2 separate regions of the Homo sapiens genome follow, and region 2 is linked to region 1. A link is a loop called in an ENCODE intact Hi-C map of the cell type or tissue named here. Cell type or tissue: Panc1. All regions are shown on one strand. Links, peaks and the distances in the headings refer to the core of each region. The heading gives the core; the rest is flanking DNA. Region 1 holds the start of HSD17B6 (hydroxysteroid 17-beta dehydrogenase 6). Region 2 has its middle 78 kb from the start of HSD17B6.

Region 1 (11,339 bases), core at 3,709-6,208:
ATGGCACTTTTGGGAAGCTGCCAATAGTTTCATATGGACAGAGCCCAGACTTCAAGGGAGGGTATAGTGAGAGATGGGGCTAAGAGGTAAGCCATGGTCAGAGCATTGCCTGCCAAGTTAAGGAGTGTGGAAGTAAAAATTATTCATCATCTACTTTATTTGGTTAAAATGAAAATAAACTATTGATCCTATTAATATTTGACAAGAAGCCTTGGGAGTTAAAATCCTGTTGAAGTAAGTAAGTTGCTTGAAAACTTGGAGTACTCCTATGTTAGTTATTTTCCTTGTTAATAAAATAAAGAAGAGAAGATTAGAAAATATGTTACAGGACCAACAGGTTTGTATGCCCACTGCACAGCAACATACCAATACACTGAGACAGTAGGGTTTGCAGCAGAGAAAGAGTTTAATGATTGCAGGGCGGCTGAGCAAGGAGATGAGAGGAGATCTTCAAGTCCATCTCCCTGAGGAGTTCTGGGCTGGGGTTTTTAAGGGGATTGTGGAGAATGAGGGACTGGAAAATTGGGGTCATTGAGTGGTTGGGGTCAAAGGGATGAAGTCGTCAGGATGTGGAAACTGCATTCAGTGAGTCAGCTCCTTGTATGATCCTTCAGAACTGCTGATGTCGATGGGGTCCTTCAGATCAGCTGACCTCATTAGTTTCACTGGTGTGCAGGACCTGAAAGGATATCTCAAATGGAAACAACATTTTATAATGTTCAAGTTGTTATCTATAATAGAGCAGTTAAGGGGAACTATACTGTCTGATCTATGTGATTCTAGGACAATATGCCTAAACAACGATGAGAAAGCAGGTCAGAGAGCCGGCTGACCTAATGATTAATGCTGAATGTGTTGCAAGCTTGGTTTGTTTTCATTTCTTTCTCTCCCTGCTTTCCTGATTAATTTTCAAAGGTTCATAAGGACAGTTTCAAATATGTTCTATTGACACAGGAGCATAATAAACAAAAGGAGAATGGGGCCAAAGTCACATCTCAGTTTAAATATGATAAGCTCTGTCTCTTGTTATCATAAACTACTGAAAAGTAGCAGAGAGTTCCATCATATTTGTTTAAATGCCAGAGTTTTGGATTGATCTCACAGGAATGTTCCCTCTAACAGAGCACGTGATGATCACAAAGCCAATAAAACGTGTTCTGGGACGTTGCAATTGCTCTTTAATCTATTTGGTGCGTTTGGTATAGGAAACTGAGTATTTAAAACCTAAACTGTAAATTAACCTACCAGACTTTAGATAAGCAATCTGCCAATATAAATATTGTGTAGGTTCTCTTGTTAGCCATAAGGCTATACATGTTTTGGCTCTAGCTTTCTCCTTGCAGACTGCTTGAAATAAAGGATTGGCAGATTCACATTAAAGCACAACATTAAGCCTTGTTCCTTCATAGGAATTTGGATTTGTGTGAAGACAATGGGAAGCCATGGAAGGGTTTTTTTTTTTTTTTTCAGAGTGTCACTCTGTCACCCAGGCTGGAGTGCAGTGACGCCATCTCAGCTCAAGCGATGACCCTTGGGTTCAAGCGATTCTCATGCATCAGCCTCCCTAGTAGCTGGAATTACAGTTATGTGCCACCATTCCCAGCTAATTTTTTTGTATTGGTAGTAGAGGTGGGGTTTTGCCATGTTGGCCAGGCTGGTCTCGAACTCCTGACCTCAACTGATTCACCTGCCTTGGCCTCCCAAAGTGCTGGGATTACAGATGTGAGCTACCATTCCTGGCTCATTGAAGGGTTTTAAGCAGAGTAGAAACATAATCAGAGTTGTGTTTTGTTTGTTTGTTTGTTTATTTATGAGACAGGGTCTCTGTCATCCAAGCTGGAGTGCAGTGGCATGATCATGGCTCACTGCAGCTTCAACCTTCCCAGGCTCAGGTGATCCTCCCACCTCGGCCTCCCGAGTAGCTGGGATTATGGGCATGTGCCACCACACCCGGCTAATTTTTGTATTTTGTGTAGAGACGGGGTTTTGCAATATTGGCCAAGCTGGTCTCGAACTCCTAGGCTCAAGTGATCTTCCCACCTCGGCCTTCCAAAGTGCTGGGATTACAGGTGTGAGCCACCGCCCCCGGCCTCAGAGTTGTGTTTTATAAATAAACTCTGGAGCCCTGTAGAGGGCAAATAGGAGGGTAGAGAGAAACCAGAGGTGGAGCAATCCTAGCAGACTGTTGCCGGAAACCAGGTGAGAAATACTGATGGCCTGAGCTAAGGCAGTAAAGTGGAGATGGAAGGGATGGGATGGACATAATGACTTTAAGGAGGTAGAATTAATATTGATTGGACATGGGGGATGAGGAAGGGGTCTAGGATGATTCCCAGGTTTCAGACTTGGGCAACTGGATGGAAGGGAGTTGCCTGGCATCTATTAAGCACTTATTAAATTTGTTGAATACATATGCAGATAGGAAATAACATGAAAATGAGGAGGACCAGATTGCAGTGAATCATCATCATTTTAGTTTTGAATGTGTTGAGTTTGAGGTACTGTTGTGATTCTCCCTAAGTACGATTTTACTACGGGGTCGTACTGTGACTCGTCACATTTAATATAAGACAAAAAATGAGCAAAAGATTTGAATAGGCATTTCACCAGAGAAGACAAACAAATAGCCAATAAGCACATGAAAGGATGCTCAACATCATTAATCATTAGGGAAATGCAAATCAAAACCACAGTGAGATATCAATCCATACCAACTAGGATGGCTAAAATAAAAAAGATAATATGGCCAGGCACGGTGGCTCATGCCTGTAATCCCAGCACTTTGGGAGGCCGAGGTGAGTGGATCACTTGAGGTCAGGAGTTTGAGACCAGCCTGGTCAACATGGCGAAAACTCGTCTCTACTAAAAATACAAAAATTAGCTGGGTGTGGTGGCATGCACCTGTAATCCCAGCTACTCAGGAGGCTGAGGCAGGAGAATCACTTGAACCCAGGAGGAAGAGGTTGCAGTAAGGTGAGATTGCACCACTGTCCTCCAGCCTGGGTGACAGAGTGAGACTCCCTCTCAAAAAAAAAAAAAAAAAAAAAAAGATAATAAGTGTTGGTGAGCATGTGGAGAATTTGGAACCCTCATATGAAGCTGGTGAGATTGTAAAATGGTGCAGCCTCTTTGGAAAACAGTTTGGGAATTCCTCAAAATGTTAAAAATAGAGTTATCATTTGACCCAGCAATTTCACTCTTAGGGTACATATATCCAAGAGAATTGAAGGCCCATGTCCACACAAAAAATCTGTATGTAAATATTCGTTTCAGCATTATTCATAATAACACAAAAAAGCAGAAACAACCCAAATGTTTATCAGTTGATGGATGCATAAACAAAACGTGGAATAGCCACACAATGGAATATGATTCAGACATTAAAATGAAGTACTGATAAATAGATGAACCTTGAAAACATTATGCTAAACAGAAGAAGCCAGTCACAAAGGTCACATATTGTGTGATTCCATTTATATGAAGTGTCCAGAATAGGCAAATCCACAAACATGGAAAGTAGATTACTGGTTGCCAGGAGTGGGGTGTGGGAGGAAAGAATGGGAGGTGACTGCTAAGGAGTATGGGGTTCTTTTGGGATAATAAAAGTATTCTGAAACTAGATAGTGATGATTGTTGCACAACCTTGTGAATATACTAAAACCCATTGAATCGTACACTTCAAAAGAGTGAATGGTATGATATGTGAATTATGCCTCAATAAAGCTGTTACTTAAAAAAAAAATATATATATATATATATACACACACACACACACACACACACACACACACACACAACCCTAGGTCCAGGGCTCAAGCTATGAAACAGCTGCAGTTCTTTCAGAAAGGTGACTGAGCCAGCCCCAGCTTGCAGCAGCTGATCTCAGGTTGGCAGTCTTAAGAAGTGGGCTTTGCTAAAATCAACCTGCCCTCTGACCCCATTCCAGCAGGGGATTTGCATTGTAATATTCCAGTTTAAATTAGAGGATGGGACCAGGCACGGTGGTACACGCCTGTAATCCTAGAACTTTAGGAAGCTGAGGCAGGCAGATCGTTTGAGCCCAGGAGTTCGAGACCAGTGTGGGCAAGCTGGTGAAACCCCATCTCTACAAAAAACAAACAAACAAACAAACAAACAAAAAAACTCAAAATTAGTTGGGCATGGTGGCGTGCACCTTTAGTCCCAGCTACTCTGGAGGCTGAGGTGGGAGGATCACTTGAGCCTGGGAGGTCGAGGCTGCAGTGAGCCCAGATTGTGCTACTGCACTCCAGCCTGAGTGACAGAGGGAAACCCTGTCTCAGTAATTAAATAGAGGGCTGGGTGCGTCAGCTCATGTGTAATCCCAGCACTTTGGGAAGTCAAGGCAGGTGGATCACTTGAGGCCAGGAGCTCGAGACCAGCCTGGCCAACTTGGTAAAACCCCATCTCTACTAAAAATACAAAAATTTTTACAGGCGCCTGTAACCCCAGCTACTCCAGAGGCTGAGGCAGGAGAATTGCTTGAACCCGGGAGGTGGAGGTTGCAGTGAGCCGAGATCATGCCACTGCACTCCAGCCTGGGTGACAGAGCGAGACTCTGTCTCAAAAAAAAAAAAAAAAAATTAGAGGATGGGGGCTGAGGAGCATACAAGACTCTCTGGTCAGGGCAGCTCTTTTCTTTCTTTCTGTTTTTCATTTTGGTAGTAACAGATCTGATTCTGCAGCTGATCAAGGATGACACTGGTGAGAACCCTATGAGGGAGTGAAGCAGCCTGGACTCTTACCACAAGAGGGAGGTGTTATAAGAGCAATGCAGAGGTTGGAGTGGGCAGCAGTTGGGGCAGGAGGAAGCCGACTGCTGCCTGGTCTGCAAAGAAGTCCTTTCAAGTCTCTAGGACTGGACTCTTCCTAAGCAAGTCCGGTATGTAGGTGGGTAAGGGTGGTTGTGTGTGTGTGTGTGTGTGTGTGTGTGTGTGTGTGTGTGTGTGTAGGGGATATGGGATATGGTCTGTTTGGAGACAGGTTTTGATTATGATTTTTTATCATCTTAAAAGATCCTTCAACTTTGATTCGTGAAAGAAATTTTGTCACGATTGCTTGCTCTGCTTTTTTGATCTTTACTCCCATGAAGTTTGGGAGAGTACTGGTTACAAGTTGGGAGTGATTTCATACTTACAAATAGGGACTCTGGGTATCCTCTGAAAACGGGATTCTCGGCAGTGGGGGAAACAAGCTCTTTAATGGTTAATGCTGATAGCTGTTGGGTAAGTTTGTGAAACTTTGGGTAAGCGGAAAGGGGCCTTCTGTGATTGGGCCAAGATCCCAGAACTCTGAGAGGTTGAGGAGTGAGGATCCCTTGAACTCAGGAGTTTGGGACCAGCCTGGGCAACATGATGAAACCCTGTCTCTACAAAAAATACAAAAAATTAGCTAGGTGTGGTGGTGCACACCTGTGGTCCCAGCCACTTGGGAGGCTGAGGTGGGAGGATCACCTGAGCCCAGGAGGTCGAGGCTACAGTGAGCTGTGATTGCACCACTGCACTCCAGCCTACATGACAGAGTGAGACCGTGTCTCAAAAAAAAAAAAAAAAAAAAAAGAAGAAAGAAAAAAAGAAAAAAAAAAGAAAATCAAAAAGAAAAGAAAAAACAATTATTGACTTGAGGAATACTTAGCCTGTATGCCCAAGTGGGAAGAAAAGAATGTCATGGTGGATCAGTTCAGGGAGCCATGTGCTGTTTACAGACTTGCTCTTAGGATCAGTGACTAAGCTGACTGGAGTTTATAGACAAACCCATGTCTGAAGATTTTAACCAAAGAAGGGAATAAAGGCTACTTCTTACTTTGCCATGTATTATATTGCAGAGAGAGAGGTCCTCGCTTGAGACAGAAGGAAGTTAAGGTGCACGAGCATGGCCCAAAATAGTGATAAAGAGCTGATAGAAATGATTAAGGATGTTGCAATATGTGGAGTTATGCATACTGTAGAAAAGTGGTGGTGTAATGCACCAGATAATGCACATTCCCATGGCACAGTTTCCTTCTATGAAAGCTCAGGGGAAGAGACAGGGCTCAGGGAGAAAGGCAATATGGCAATAATAAGACAACAACTACCCAAAATAATACTAATATCTAACAATTATGTATTGCTTTACATGCATTAACTTATTTAACCCTCTCAATAAATCACTGAGGTTTCTTTTTCCCATTTTGAACACGAGCACACAGGAACAGAGGCCAGTTCACTTACTCAAGGCTGCAGAACAAGTAAATCTCGAAGCCTGATTTTGAACCCAGGCCATCTGGCCTCAGAGTCTATGCTCATGATTCTATTTTTTATTTTTTTCTTTTGAGAGAGAGTCTCACTCTGTCTTCCAGGCTGGAGTGCAGTGGCATGATCTCAGCTCATTGCGGCCTCTGCCTCCCAGGTTCAAGCTATTCTCCTGCCTCAGCCTCCTGAGTAGCTGGGATTCCAGGCGCCCGCCATCACACCTGACTAATTTTTGTATTTTTAGTAGAGACGAGGTTTCGCTATGTTGGCCAGGCTGGTCTTGAACTCCTGGCCTCAAGTGATCTGCCTGCCTCGCATCCCAAAGTTCTGGGATTAAAAGCATGAGCCACCATGCCTGGCCTCATGATTCTATTTAAGAAAATTTTTTTTTAGGCTGGGTGCGGTGGCTCACGCCTGTAATCCCAGCACTTTGGGAGGCTGAGGCAGGCGGATCACGAGGTCAGGAGTTTGAGACCAGCCTGGGCAATATGGTAAAACCTTGTCTTTACTAAAAAATACAAAAATTAGCCGGGCATGGTGTTGCATGCCTGTAGTCCCAGCTACTCAGGAGGCTAAGGCCGGAGGATCGCTGGAACCTGGGAGGCAGAGGTTGCAGTGAGCTGAGATCACGCCACTGCACTCCAGCCTGGCGACAGAGCAAGATTCCGTCTCAAAACAAACAACAACAAAAACAAAAACACACACACAAAAAACCAATCCTTTTTTTTCTTATTATCTATTTATTAATTTTTCCAAACAGGGTGTTGCTCTGTTGCCCAGGATAGAGTGCGGTAGTGCAATCATGGCTCACTGCAACCTCGACCTCCCAGGCTAAAGTGATTCCCACCCCCTCCCCCCACCGTGTCAGCCTCCAGAGTAGCTGGGACTACAGGCACTCCCCACCATGCCTGCCTAGTTTTTGTATTTTTTGTAGAGATGGGATTTTGCCATGTTGCTCAGGCTGGTCTCGAACTCCTCAAGGAATTCGCCTACCTCAGCCTTCTAAAGTATTGGGATTACAAGTGTGAGCCACTGTGCCCAGCCTCATGATTCTATACTATCCACAAAATCAGGGTTGGGGCAGGAAAGCTCATGCAGAGAGGTTCTTGGAAAGAAAGAAAAGGAAAGGTGTCAGGCCTCTGAGCCCAAGCTAAGCCATCACATCCCCTGTGACCTGCATGTATACATCCAGATGGCCTGAAGCAACTGAAGATCCACAAAAGAAGTGAAAATAGCCTCAACTGATGACATTCCACCACTGTGATTTGTTCCTGCCCCACATTAACTGAGTGATTAACTTCGTGAAATTCCTTCTCCTGGCTCAGAAGCTCCCCCACTGAGCACCTTATGACCCCCACCCCTGCCTGCAAGAGAAAAACCCCCTTTAAATGTAATTTTCCGCTACCCACCCAAATCCTATAAAATGACCCCACCCCATCTCCCTTTGCTGACTCTCTTTTCGGACTCAGCCCGCCTGCACCCAGGTGAAATAAACAGCCTTGTTGCTCACACAAAGCCTGTTTGGTGATCTCTTCACTGGGACGCGTGTGACAAAAGGTAGTCGGAATCATCCAGAGTAGTCTTGTTGGTATCTCCATTTATTAGTGCTCTGTACTTGCCATGTTCCAGGTCTTTGCTCTCACTATTCCCTTTGCCTGAAATGCCCTGGTTCCCAATCTCTGCATGTCAAATACCATCTGTCCTCCAAGGCTCAGCAAATCATACTTCCTTCATTTTAAAGCTCTTTGGTTTTGATGGAACATAGGCAGTGTGAGAAAGAGGAGGGGGAGAAAAGGTCAAGATCCAATCATGGAGGGCCTTGTACAACTAAGGTTTTAGATTTAGATTTTCAGTAGGTTGAATGCTATTCAGGGAGTGACATCGGCAGAGCTGCGCTTTAGGGAAATTAACCAGACAGCCCTATGTGGATGAGAGGGGAAGTGAGAGTGACACTGTGGGGTTAGTGAGAAAGCTTCTGTGATAGGCCAATCAAGAGGCATTGAGGAGTCCTTGCATTTAGGGTAGAGAAGGGAGAGGAGGAGCTGGGAGGGGTGAAGGGGAAGGGACGCTGTCTGTGACTGCTGTAGGAGAACGGGAGTAGAGCATCTCAGAAGTGAACGGAGAAGCGTGTGCTTCAAATTGGGTAGTCAGAAGGATTAAACTATGGCTTCTGGCTGTGAGAGACAGGAGCCAAGGGGCAAACGTAGGCCATGGCCTGACCATGAAAAATCAGCTAATTTTTGTATTTTTAGTAGAGATAGGGCTTAGTCATGTTGCCCAGGCTGGTCTTGAAAGGGAAAGGCAGTGTAGTGCAGTGGTTAGATGCAAGGCTTCTGCAGGTGAACACTCTGGAGTTGATCCTGTCTCTACTATTCACTCTGTTTCACCTTGGAAAAGTCACTTAATTCTTGCCTTAATCTGTGCTTCAGTTTCCTCATGTGAAAAGTGGGCATAATAATTGCATACACTGCCAGGCGCGGTGGCTCACGCCTGTAATCCCAGCACTTTGGGAGGCTGAGGTGGGAGGATCACGAGGTCAGGAGATCGAGACCATCCTGCCTAACACGGTGAAACTCTGTCTCCACTAAAAAATAAAAAAAAAAAATTAGCCGGGCGTGGTGGCAGGCGCCTGTAGTCCCAGCTACTCGGGAGGCTGAGGCAGGAGAATGGCGTGAACCTGGGAGGCAGAGCTTGCAGTGAGCCGAGATCGCGCTACTGCACTCCAGCCCGGGGACAGAGCGAGACTCCCTCTCAAAACAAAACAAAACGAAAACAAAAAAAAAACAAAAACAAAATAATTGCATATACCCTCTATTGTGTATATATATTATATATATACACATACATATATTAATATATAACATATATATTATATTAATATATTATATATATTATATATATAGTGTATATATTATATATACACAATAGAGGGTATATTATATATACACATATATACACACATATATAATATATATGTATTATATATACGTATATATATGTGTATATATTGTGTATATTATGTATATATAATATATATGTGTGTATATATAATATATATGTGTGTATATATGTGTATATATAAAAATATATGTGTGTGTATACGTGTATATATACACGTATATACACATATATATACAATGTATACACACACGTATACAATATACACACACACACATATATATGTGTGAAACCATGTGTGTGTGTGTGTGTATATTGTGTATATATATATATGGTTTCACACAGTGCCTGGCAAGGAAAGTTCTCTATAACTGTTCACTATTATTATCGTGTGTCAAGCTGAGGAGTTCTGACTTTATCCTGTGGGTGACAGGGAGTCACAGACAGAATCCAATGAGAGCATGGCACGATCTGAAAGCAATCTTCTTCTTCTTCACTGAAGGCCAGGTTAGGATCTAAGAATCAGATAAAATCATAAGAAAAAAGAATGTGCTAAATATTGCAGTGAGGTCTGAGGAGAAGAGAGAGGAAGCCTTGGGAATTGTCTGCTAATAGGTCCTTGGTGAGCTGTGAGAGAGTTTCCAGAGAGTGATGGGAATGGAAGGTGAAGTGCAAGGAGCTCGTGGGTGGCAAGAAAATAGAGGGCCTGTGCTTGCCCTTTGAATATTTTGGCCATATGGGGAAGAGAGAGGATGGTTATTAAAGGGGTGGCAGGTTAGGATGGTCTTAGGGAGGATGAAAGGCAGAAGAAAGAGGATAGAAGACAATACAGAGAAATTTAGAGCAGAGGTAGCCTCACTGGGCCCTGGAACCCCCTGAGATGACAGGCAAAATGTTGTGGGTAGGAATTAGAGTGTCCAGGTTGAGCAGATCTGGATTTTGGCAGGGAAGCAACGTGTATGCTCATCTGTGGAAGGAGAGCTAGGTAAACATGAGGTTGGGAAATTTTGAAGGCTAGTAAAGATTTGGAACAGGTGTTGTTGCGAAATAATAAGGGAGGAGTCAAATGGAGGCAAACAGAAGGTTTGCCTTATATTGGCGGTGGGCGGGGGGGAGGGGGCGCAGCTGAGATAGGATAACATTGATTTGTTGTATAAAAGTTTGTTTTCTGGTCTTTCTCTAGCACCACTTGGCAGCTGGCAGCTAGAGAACATGGATGGTAAAGGCTTTGGGGTGCTAGTGAAGCACCCCTAAAATGGCCAACTATGAGACCTGTGCTGAATAAGGAGGCAAATGAAACTGTGAGAGGATTGCAGTAATAGAGAGAGACTGAGGAAAAGGAAGGCAGAGCAGGAAGAAAGAAGTAGAGGGGAGTGGGGGGAGGGGAAGAGCCCCAAAGATAGGATGGGGCTGTGCAGAGAGGGCAGTTTCAGCTTTTCAAGGTTTTTTTTTTTTTTTTTGAGGCAGAGTCTCACTCTGTCACTTAAGCTGGAGTGCAGTGGCGTGATCTTGGCTTACTGCAACCTCTGCCTCCCAGGTTTAAGCGATTCTTGTGCCTCCGCCTCCCAAGTAGCTGGGACTACAGGCACTGCCACCACACTCAGCTAATTTTTGTATTTTTAGTAGAGATGGGGCTTAGTCATGTTGCCCAGGCTGGTCTCGAACTCCTGACCTCAGGTGATCTGCCTGCCTCAGCTTCCCAAAGTGCTGGGATTACAGGCGTGAGCCACCGTGCCTGGCCTAGCTTTTCAAGATCTTTGTGGGAGAGTAGCTTCAAGCAATGATGAAGCCCAAGATGGGGATCAGACCTGAAATAAACAGTGGAAGTTCTTAACCTATGCATGTGTGATTATGAAGGTGTTTTCTAGGCTCGACCTCAAAACTCATTAAATAAAATTAACCAGATAGCATAGTGTAGATGAGAAAGGAAGAGACTGACAATATGATGTAAGAAAGCTGAATTCTTATTTACCATAGCAGGAAGTTAATTGAGAATGTCAAAAATTGGTAAATCAAGAAATAGCAGCTTAAGTACTGTGTATAAATAATTTGAGTCAAAGGCAAAAACGTAAAGTAATTGCACAGCTTTTGCAGATGAATGGTTTGTAAAAGCAAGCAGGCCACGCCACTTCGGGTATTTGGACATTTGAAATATTCGAGGCACATTCAGGTTTGGCCTAGGGTTTGGGATTC
Region 2 (11,339 bases), core at 2,970-5,469, 77 kb after region 1:
TTGGTCCCGTCTCATCACAATTACCCACTTGAGAACAGAGGAGACACTGGAGTGAACAGTGGGCCCCCGGTTAATCCTTGGGGTTCTGAAATGAACCAGTCTTACTATGTACCCCTAAACTTGCCTGCATCTCTGTTCTAATGGTAATCTGTTAGCCTGGGACGAACCTTCATCTTTGTCCTATGGGTCTGTTGTACCTGCAGCCTTAGGCTGTCCTATAGCCTTATCTCTATGACCTTATAGTGACTCTCATTTGGAGCATTCTAGCAACAAAATGATAACCTCTTTTCTCAGATTCCTATTTCCCATATTTTTTTTTTAGCTAACTGCTTCAAGGGGGCTGGACTTCCCTCCCTTCTAATATGACCTTGGAGGTCTTGATGCATATTGAGAAGGGCATGGAACTAATTAGAGAAATGGAGGCTACAGGAGGAAGTGGGAGGAAGTGAGAAGAATACTCATGGAAAGCCTTCATATGTTTGTAAAAACAGCGGCCCTTGAATTCCTGAGGGCAACATTTATTTGCCCTCTTGACATAAAGTAGTAACCTCCAGAGGACTTGGGACTTGGAGTAAGAAATCACAAATGGCAAAGAAAGAATTTCCCCTCCTCCCAAAAGGGTGCAAAGTCAAAAAAAGCAAGTACATGGGATCCTTAAAAGACCACAGAGTGAGGTCCCGTACAGACAAACTGCTTCAAGAGCCACAGGAAAACTTGGCCCTGGGGCATAACAGGAATGAAAAGCATGTGTTAAGTCATAAGGAGCTGGCAGACCTGGGGTTCCAGTTAGTGTCTGTCCTGGCAATGTGCCAGCAGACGGAGAACAGTTTGAGGTCATCCAAGCTGGTAGGGTGAAAACAAGTATAAATCTCAGGGGATATCCTCAAGGGAGCCCGTGTCTTTGTGGCCATGCAGATGCAGCAAGAGCTGTGGGTGCACAAATAACAGGGATTGTGTGTTTAAGAAGTCAGATGGCATGTGAATTGAAAGTAAAGAGGCAGACTTGCCCCCAGGGAGTACAATCCAGTGGGTGCACAAGGCCATTTCAGAATACACATGGAGAAAACAGAAAAGGCAGTGTGGGTTCTTGGGAAAGAGGTGATTTTAGTTGAAAAAGCAGAGAAGACCCCAGACATTGCATGGTTTTAGCTTTAGCCCTACCACTCTTGTGCACCTCCTGTCCTGGAGGACCATTAGGTTCTCCTTCTACTCAATGTGGACCCCAAGGTCCTTCCCACCCCATGAGCCACCCATCAGGTGAGCTGAGAGATCAACTAGGGGGAGCAGAGCCACTTGTGGCTGAGAGGAATCATTCTGGGGGTTTGTTAGTAAGCAGGAGAGCAAAAGGGAAAAAGGAAACCACGTACGGGGATTGAATGCTTCAAGCCAAAGAAGGAGAGGCATAGAGGTGTCTTACCACCAGGAAATGACATGAGTCACGTGGCACCAAAGTATGTTAGCAGCAGAGCATATCTGAGTCACGGCAACAACTTATGTTACTGGCAGTGAATCCATATGGGTCTGCAGCAACCTCAATTCTTGCCTCCTCAGAGGAAAGAATTTGACTGAGGGGCATAAGGCAGAGGGAGAGACTGAGGCAAGTCTTAGAGCAGGAGTGAAAGTTTATTACAAAGCTTTAGAGCACGAATGAAAGGAAGTAAAGTACGCTTGGAAGAGGGCCAATCATCGACCTGAGAGATCAAGCACATGGTTTGACTGGGGTTTTATATGTTGGCATACCTCTGGGATCTTGCTGTCCTTCTCTCCTGATTCTTCCCTTGGGATGGGCTCTCTGCATACACAGTGGACTGCTAGCACTTGGGAGAGGCCACATGTGCAGCGTGTTTGCTGGAGTTGTAGGCACGCTCATATGAGGTGTTTTTCCCTTACCAGTCCAGTGTTCCTAGAGGAAGGTTGTCTGCCATTTTGCCTCTTAGGGTGCATTCTTGAGCCTACTTGCCTAATCCTGAGATCTTATTGGGAAGCTGCTAATTACTAGGTTTGGGTGTTTCTATCTATTGGGAGGTTGCTTTCGCTGGTGCTGGCTGTGACCAATTATTTTTTAGAGACAATGCAACAACTGCCTGACCATCACCTGATTATTGCCTGACATTCCTGGTGGTGGGGGCTGAGAGTGGCCCTCTCCTGCCCTGCTCACCTCTGACTAGCTACCTACTGTAACAGAATCATCATGGAGGTGTTCAAGGAGGGAATTGCCTTTAAAAAGAGGGTTAGGTTCAGAGAGGAGGAAAAAGTTGGGCAAGGTGAACCTAGGAAGCTGCCAGTACCAGCAAGTTGGGATTTAGGTCCTCAAGGTGTAATGGGATTATTTCTGAAAACAAGGAGGGTTATGACTTTGTGAAACTCTTCAATCTTTAGTCAGTTAGTCAGATTTATATCTGAGATAGCAGAGGTCCTTTTTCGTCTGAGTTTTATTCCTATAAAAGGGAGAGGAAGAGGAGAGAAATAAAGAAGCATTTCTAGCATGGCCACTTTACTGTAGGCTCTGTGTCTAGGAAATTTTCAAGGATCCACAAAATTTCTTTTGGTTCTCAAACATTATTTTCTCCAGATTATAAGGACAATAGCAAAATAAAAAACACTGATTTGAGTGTAATTAGAATATATCAACCTCATTAGTTGATTAAATTTGTTCCTAAACATTATGGCATTTAAAAATAAATTATAGATTAGTTATCATTACCTGAAACAAATTCCTGATCCTGCAAGATGAAAAGTGATAAGTAATTATGTTAAAACAAATTAATGGTAGCCAAGTAATTTTCAGTGAACTAGTGATAGCCACATTTTAAAAAGATTTTGTTTTTGTTTATTAAAAACTATCACACAGTTTTATTTATGAGGCATTAGAATCTTCAGCTGTTTGAGCATGCCAGGGGGGTAATCCACGTGGGTAGAAAGCTAGCCAGGCGGGAGCAAAGACAGAAGGGATTCCATTTTCCCGGCCTTTTTTTGGCCTTAGTTTGTTGCCAAGTAAATCAGAAACCTAAGAAAAACAGATTAAGCGGTTTCCTTGTGAGTTTTAACCACAAATCTATGCTGCTGTCAAGAGCTGTAAGAAGGCTTTGCTTGCTCAAATCTCAAAAGGAAGACATTTTACTTTCCTCAAACAGAAATAGTCCCAGGGCTAAAATATTCACTTCCTTTGGTCATGCCTGGACCCAAGGCCCCGGGGACGGGAGGACTCCAGGGTCAGGGAGAGAATATTAATTCCCTATTTCCTTTCAAAATTTGGAGCAGAAGGGATATGTGCAGGAGGGAAATGCAAGATAACTACAGATTGAATTCTAAAGAAGGCAAGTCCTTGTGCTGCTCACCAACCTCCCTCTCCTGCACTCACCCCTCTCAATGCCCTGCCCTGATCCTTGAGAAAGTAAATATTAATTTGAACAGAGAAAGTATCTTTCTGGCTGGCCAAAGGGTTTTTTGAAGGACATGCTGCAACTGTAAAGTGTCTTAACGACCTCTTTCTTTGAGTGACTATAGACTTTTTACTCACTGAGAAATCTTGTTCTGTAAAAGCAAAGACTATCAAACACTTCAGTGTTTAAAATTCTATTGTAAGAGGCCAGGTATGGTGACTCACATCTATAATCCCAGCACTTTGGGAGGCCAAGGTGGGAGGATGGCTTGAGGCAAGAAGTTTGAGACCAGTTTGGGGAATAAAGCAAAACCTCATGTCTAAAAAAATTATATCATAAAAATGAATATCCCACCCTTGCCTGAGTCACTTTGACACAGAAGCAGCCTCATTATATAACCCAGGTGCAGAACTTTAGATAGGGGTTGCTGGAAACATTTCACATCTAAACTGTGCTTTCTAATGAAACAAGACCTTGGGACCATTTTGTAATCCAGACCTGGAGTTGATCTCTTTTCACAGAGCCCTGCTTTGCTTGGAGTCTATCAAGAAATTGCTTCATCTCCATATCCTATAATAATTCTCTTTTCCTTTGATCAGACAACCCATGAGTCCCCTGGTATGCAGTCTTCCTCATGGCAATAGGACAAAAGACCTGACTTTGTTGGACCTTAAGTTTATTCCTGGTGCCTCAGGCTGATTAGGAGACCTTTTGGCTTCAGCCTCTCCCTGTGGGGTTTTCTGTCCCTCACCCCTCAGAGGACTTGTGTAGGATGCCAGCTGGCCCTGAGGCCTGTGCCACATTGATGCAAGGATGAGAGTCAAGATCTGCCATGATAAGTCAAGGGAATGTGTAAAATGGCATGTTGGAACTCAGCTGCAGCTGGTCCTGCTGTCCTGCTCGGTGTACCCCCCAGCCACCAGAGGGCCCCAAATGGCCTGCTTTGGAGTTTCTCCAGCAATCATTGAAATTTGGCTCTTGTCTTACAGTCTTTGGTTAGGCTCACAAAGTTTCTGCCAATTCCCTGGGCTGCTTCAAAAACTCTAGCTTACAACTGATGGTAGGAAAACAACACCTAGAAAAACACAGACCATGCCTTAGTGATCAGAATATAGATGTGATTTGATTGCCTCATACTAAGACTCAGCTAGGGGTACTTTTTGAATAATAAAACTTATTAAGAATCCCCCTCGATTAATCAGGTCTTTCTCATCTTATGATTAAGTAAGCTTGGAAAACACTGATTTACACAAGTGATCCACCCTCAGTAAGGCAAAATAAAATGTAGACAGTGTAATTACCTCCTGCTTTAAAGGATGCAGCTAAGAATCCTTTTGTGAAGTAAGTTTCTCCAAATAAGAGTGAAAAAGAATAAGCACCTCTTATTTACTAAGTTAGCATTTTCATGCCCTGGATTTTTGAGGGCCACTGTTCTTGCAGTTTGCTTTCTATACCAGTTTCTATACCTTTATTATCTATACCTCCCTATCTTTCATTCATTCCCTCCTTCTACCCAGATATATACACGTACCACACAACCTGAATATTTCAGAGCAATCTTGATTCCAAGCATTCATTCACTGTTCTCATAAAAATGCTTGTATTTGTCAGTCCTAAGAACAGTCATCATTCATAATGTATCTGTCAGCAATGAAAACACATCCCCAGTATATGCCTAAGCTAACCCCTAATATTTTGTACCTGGAACATTATCTGGCTAACCAGAGACATTGAGGACAAAGCAATTTGTCTGAAGGACAGACTCCCCCACTGCCCCCGCCATCCATCCCCTGCACTGTACTCTGTCCCCCATGCATCCTTCACTCCCTGGGTGGCTGCAGCGATATTCTCTGTCTTGGTGATGTCCAGGGTCACCGTCTCCAGCCTGTCTGAAGTCTGGCCCCTCAGCTGCTCTGCCTCCTTCTCCATCAGACACATAGCCAGCACCCTCAAGCTTTGCGTATCCAGCTGTCTTGCCAGCAGATTCCCGAAGCCCGAGTCACAGCCCATGATGAAGCAGTTATCTCAAGGGAGGCTCACCACCTGTCTCTCCCACTACCAGCGCAGAAGGTAGTACAGGCCCACGAGGGCTATCAGGGAGAGTCCCATGGCAGGGGTCTCTCCTTCACCTTGGGAAAGAAAGAAAATCTTCTAAACCTTAAAAAGTATGTTCTCTGACCACAATGGAATTAAATTAGGAATAAATAACAGAAAAGTATCCAAAAAATCTCCCAGTAGTTGGAAAATTACAAAATATTTGGCTAAATGATACATGCATGGATTAAAAAAGAAATACAAAGAAAAATTAGAATATATTTCAACTGAGTGAAAATGAAAATGTGGTACATTAAAGTTTGTGGAGTGGGGCTAAGCTGTGCTTAGAGAGAAATTTATAACACTAAATGCCTATATTAGAAAAGAAGAAAGGTTTCTTTTTTTAACATTTATTTTAAGATCGGGGTACACGTGAAGGATTGTTACATAGGTAAACGTGTATCATGGGGTTTGTTGTGTAGATTATTTCATCACCCAGGTATTAAGGCTAGTACCCATTAGTTATTTTTCTTGATCCTCTCCCTATCCCCACCCTCAACCCTCTGATAGACCCCAGTGTTCATTGTTCCCCTCTATATATCCATGTGTTCTCATCATTTAGCTTCCACTTATAAATGAGAACATGTAGTATTTGGTTTTCTGTTCCTGCATTAGTCTGCTAAGGATAATGACCTCCAATTCCATCCATGTCCCTGCAAAGGACGTGATTTCATTCTTTTGAATGGCTACATAGTATTCCATTGTGTTTATGTACCACATTCTTTATCCAGTCTATCATTGATGGGCATTTAGGTTGATTCCATCTCTTTGCTATTGTGAATAGTGCTGGAATGAACATATGCATGTATGTGTCTTTATGATAGAGTAACTTACATTCCTTTGGGTATATACCCAGTAATGGGATTTCTGGGTTGAATGGTAGTTCTGTCTTTAGGTCTTTAAGGAATTGCCACACTGTTTTCTGTAACGGTTGAACTAATTTACACTCCCAACAGTGTATAGGTGTTTTTCTCTACAACCTTCCCAGCATCTGTTATTTTTCGACTTTTTAATACCAGCCATTCAGACTGGTGTGAAATGGTATCTCATTGTGGTTTTGATTTGCATTTCTCTAATGATCAGTGATGTCGAGCTTTTTTTTCCATATGCTTTTTGGCCACATGTTATGTCTTCTTTTGAAAAGTGTCTTTTCATGTCCTTTGTCCACTTTTTAATGTTTTTTTTCCCTTGTAAATTGGTTTAAGTTTCTTATAGGTGCTAGATATTAGATCTTTGCCAGACGCATAGTTTGCAAAACTTTTCTCCCATTCTGTAGGTTGTCTGTTTACTCTGTTGATATTTTTTTTTCTTACTTTCTTTCTTTTTCTTTTCTTTCTCTCTTTTTTCTTTTTTTTTTTTGAGACAAGAGTCTCACGCTGTCACCCAGGCTGGAGTGCAGTGGCACAATTTCAGCTCACTGCAGCCTCTGCCTCCTGGGTTGAAGCAATTCTCATGCCTCAGCCTCCTGAGTAGCTGGGACTACAGGCAGGCACCAGCATCCCTGGCTAATTTTTTTCTTTTTTTTTGGAGATGGAGTTTTGCTCTGTTGCCCAGACTGGTGTGCAGTGGCACGATCTCTACTCACTGCAACCTCCACCTCCCAGGTTCAAGCAATTCTCCTGCTTCAGCCTCTCGAGTAGCTGGGATTACAGTCACATGCCAACACACCCGGCTAATTTTTTATATTTTTGGTAGAGATGGGGTTTCGCCATGTTGGCCAGGCTGGTCTCAAACTCCTGACCTCAGGGAATCTGCCCACCTCGGCCTCCCAAAGTGTTGGGATTACAGGTGTGAGCCACCACGCTTGGCCCAATTTACTTTTAATCTATATATGTTTTTATATAAAAAGTGGGTTTCTTGTAGACAGACTACTGGTTGGGTCCTGTTTTTCTATTTCCTCAGACAAACCCTGTTAATTAATTGGTCTATTTAGACTATTGACATTCAAAGGGATTATTGACATAATTGAATTAGTATCTATCATATTTTTTGCTGTTTTCTATTTGTTGCTCTTGTTCTTTTTTCCTATTTTTGTCTTCTATTGTTTTTTCTGTCTTTTGTGGTTTTAATTGAGCATTTTATATGACTCTATTTTTTTTCTACTTTTTAAGCATATCAGTTGTACTTCTTTCTAAACTTTTTTTTTTTTTTGAGACGGTGTCTTGCTCTGTCGCCCAGGCTGGAGTGCAGTGGCGCAATCTCAGCTCAATGCAAGCTCTGCCTCCCCGGTTCATGCCATTCTCCTGCCTCAACCTCCTTAGTAGCTGGGACTACAGGCGCCTGCCACCATACCCGGCTAATTTTTTGTATTTTTAGTAGAGACGGGGTTTTGCTGTGTTAGCCAGGATGGTCTTGATCTCCTGATCTCGTGATCCGCTCGCCTCGGCCTCCCAAAGTGTTGGGATTACAGGCATGAAGCCACCGTGCCCAGCCTTAAAATTTTTTAGTTTAGTGGTTGCCCTAGAGTTTGCAATGTATATTTACAATTAATCCAAGTCCACTTTCAAATAACACTATACCACTTCATGGGTAGTGTGAGTAACAAAATAACAAAATAATAACAAAATAATTCTAATTCCTCTCTCCTGTCCCCTCTGAATCATTGCTGTCATTCATTTCACTTATACATATATGTTCTGTACATATGTGTGTATATTTATGTAGACACACACACATGCACACCCCCCCACACACACAATCATCCCTCAGTAACCACAGGAGATTGTTTCCAGGACCCCCTGGCCAATACCAAAATCTGCAGATGCTCAAATCCCTTATACAAATTGGCATAGTTTTTGCATATAGCCTATGTACATCCTCCTGTATTTTAACCTCCTGTAAATTATTATACTGTACTGTTTTAAAATCTGTATTATTTTTATTGTTGCATTGTTATTTTTAATTTTTTTTGAAAAACAATTTTTTCAGTCAAGGTCTTGCTCTGTCATCCAGGCTGGAGTGCAGTGGCATGATCATGGCTTACTTTAGTCTCAGACTCCTGAGCTTAAATGATCCTCCCACCTCAGCTTTTCAAGTAGCTGGGACTACAGGGGTGCACCACCACACCTAGCTAACTTTTTATTTTGTAGAGACTGGGACTTGCTATGTTGCTCAGGGTGGTCTTGAACTCCTAGCGTCAAGTGATCCTCCCGTGTACACTGGCCTCCCAAAGCACTTGAGATTAAAGGTGTGAGCCACTGTGCCTGGCCTTCTTTTTTGTGTGTGAATATTTTTGATCCACAGTTGGTTGAATCCACTAACGGGGAACCCACAGGTATGGGAGTATAATATATGTGTGTGTATGTGTGTATGTAAAATCAAATACATTGCTGCTATTATTATTTTGAACAAACTGTTACATCAATTAAGAATAAAATTATTTATTTTACTTTCACTTATTCCTTTTCTGATGCTCTTCTCTTCTTTATGTATTTTCAATTTTATTTTATTTTATTTTTTTGCTTTTTCCATGTAAGCCTTCCTGCACAACACTTCTTTATGTAGGTCTGAGTTCTGAACCAGAAGTTCTTGGTCTTCTATATTGATCTTATTTTTCTATGAAGACTGAATTCCTTATTTCTATACATGTGGTTGAAAATGTCTACCCTATCTGAAGAATCAATATCATGAAAATGGCCATACTGCCCAAGATAATTTATAGATTCAATGCTATCCCCATCAAGCTACCACTGACTTTCTTCATAGAATTGGAAAAAACTACTTTAAATTTCATATGGAACCAAAAAAGAGCCTGCATAGCCAAGACAATCCTAAGCAAAAAGAACAAAGCTGGAGGCATCATGCTACCTGACTTCAAACTACACTACAAGGCTACAGTAACCAAAACAGCATGGTATTGGTACCAAAACAGAGAGATAGACCAATGGAACAGAACAGAGGCCTCAGAAATAACACCACACATCTACAACCATCTGATCTTTGACAAACCTGACAAAAACAAGCAATGGGGAAAGGATTCGCTATTTAATAATTATTGCTGGGAAAACTCGCTAGCCATATGTAGAAAGCTGAAACTGGATCCCTTCCTTACACCTTACACAAAAATTAACTCAAGGTGGATTAAAGCCTTAAATGTAAGACCTAAAACCATAAAAACCCTAGAAGCAAACGTAGGCAATACCATTCAGGACATAGGCATGGGCAAGGACTTCATGGCTAAAACACCAAAAGCAGTGGTAACAAAAGCCAAAATAGAAAAATGGGATCTAATTAAACTAAAGAACTTCTGCACAGCAAAAGAAACAGAGAGAACAGGCAACCTACAGAATGGGAGAAAATTTTTGCAATCTATCCATCTGACAAAGGGCTAATATCCAGAATCTACAAAAAACTTAAACAAATTTACAAGAAAAAAACAACCCCATCAAAAAGTGGGCAAAGGATATGAACAGACGCTTCTCAAAAGAAGACTTTTATGCAGCCAACAGACATATGAAGAAAAGCTCCTCATCACTGGTCATTAGAGAAATGCAAATCAAAACCACAGTGAGATACCACCTCATGCCAGTTAGAATGGCGATCATTAAAAAGTAAGGAAACAACAGGTACTGGAGAGGATGTGGAGAAATAGGAATGCTTTTACACTGTTGGTGGGAGTGTAAATTAGTTCAACCATTGTGGAAGACAGTGTGATTATTCCTCAAGGATCTAGAACTAGAAATACCATTTGACCCAGCAATCTCATTCCTGGGTATATACCCAAAGGATGATAAATCATGCTACTATAAAGACACATGCACACATATGTTTATTGTGGCACTATTCACAATAGCAAAGACTTGGAACCAACCCAAATGTCCATCAGTAATAGACTGGATAAAGAAAATGTGGCACATATACACCATGGAATACTATGCAGCCATAAAAAAGGATGAGTTCATGTCCTTTGCAGGGACATGGATGAAGCTGGAAACCATCATTCTCAGCAAAATATCACAAGGACAGAAAACCAAACACTGCATGTTCTCACTCATAAGTGGGAGTTGAACAATGAGAACACATGGATACAGGGAGGGGAGCATCACACACCGGGGCCTGTTGGGGGGTGGGGGGCTGGGGGAGGGATAGCGTTAGGAGAAATACCTAATGTAAATGACGAGTTGATGGGTGCAGCAAACCAACATGGCATATGTATACCTATGTAACAAATCTGCATGTTATGCACATGTACCCTAGAACTTAAAGTATAATAATAATAATAGAGAAAATGTGCACCCTATCCGTACTTGGTCTCCAAGTTCAATAACTCAGCAGAGAATTAACAAGCGGCTCTGAGTCCCAATTCCAATTTCCAGATAATACGATAGGCTAACCAGGATCAATTCTACCTTTATCTGATAAACTGTGGTCAAAGGGATGGGAACATATGGCCCACTATCCACTCAGCAGACACAATGTGAGCACATCAAAGTAGGAGGGGCAAAATCTATCGAGAGGGGGTTATATGACACAAATATCTGGCACTTGGCATTTTTTTTTCATAGAATAATATAAATCATGCATATTCTGGACTAAAATCAAGTTGTTCTAAAATATGTTTATTTTTCTCTGATTATAAAATCTAACTCATTGTAGAAATTGTGAAGACTATAGATAATGTATTAGTCCATTTTCACACTGCTGTAAAGATAATATCTGAGACTGGGTAATTTATAAAGGAAAGAGGTTTAATTGACTCACAGTTCCACATGGCTAGGGAGGCCTCAGGAAACTTACAATCATGGTGGAATGCAAAGGGGGAAGCAAGCATAGGCAGCAGGAGAGAAAAGTGAGTGGGTGAGGAAATGCCATACTTTTAAAACCATCAGATCTTGTGAGAATTCCCTCACTATCACAAGAACA

The links. Peaks named below come from ENCODE experiments on the same cell type or tissue, not always from the same donor. Only the 100,000 strongest peaks of a DNase experiment are listed, where the experiment ranks them.
Region 2: it touches region 1 in a loop (2.3-fold over the local background); 7 of 110 quality-filtered maps call a loop at or near these places.

What each region holds. Positions count from the first base shown.
Region 1 is chr12:56,758,515-56,769,853 of GRCh38, forward strand. HSD17B6 (hydroxysteroid 17-beta dehydrogenase 6) reads left to right here and starts at 4,810. Exons shown (of 5, transcript NM_003725.4): 1 at 4,810-4,900. In Panc1, for the core only: CTCF peaks have their summits at 4,771 (motif pointing right) and 4,972; a DNase peak (open chromatin) is centred at 4,781.
Region 2 is chr12:56,835,784-56,847,122 of GRCh38, forward strand. No RefSeq gene overlaps it. Among named protein-coding and RNA genes, the nearest start is that of HSD17B6, 78 kb to the left of the region's middle. In Panc1, for the core only: CTCF peaks have their summits at 4,288 (motif pointing right) and 4,487; a DNase peak (open chromatin) is centred at 4,288; H3K27me3 peaks cover 144 bases.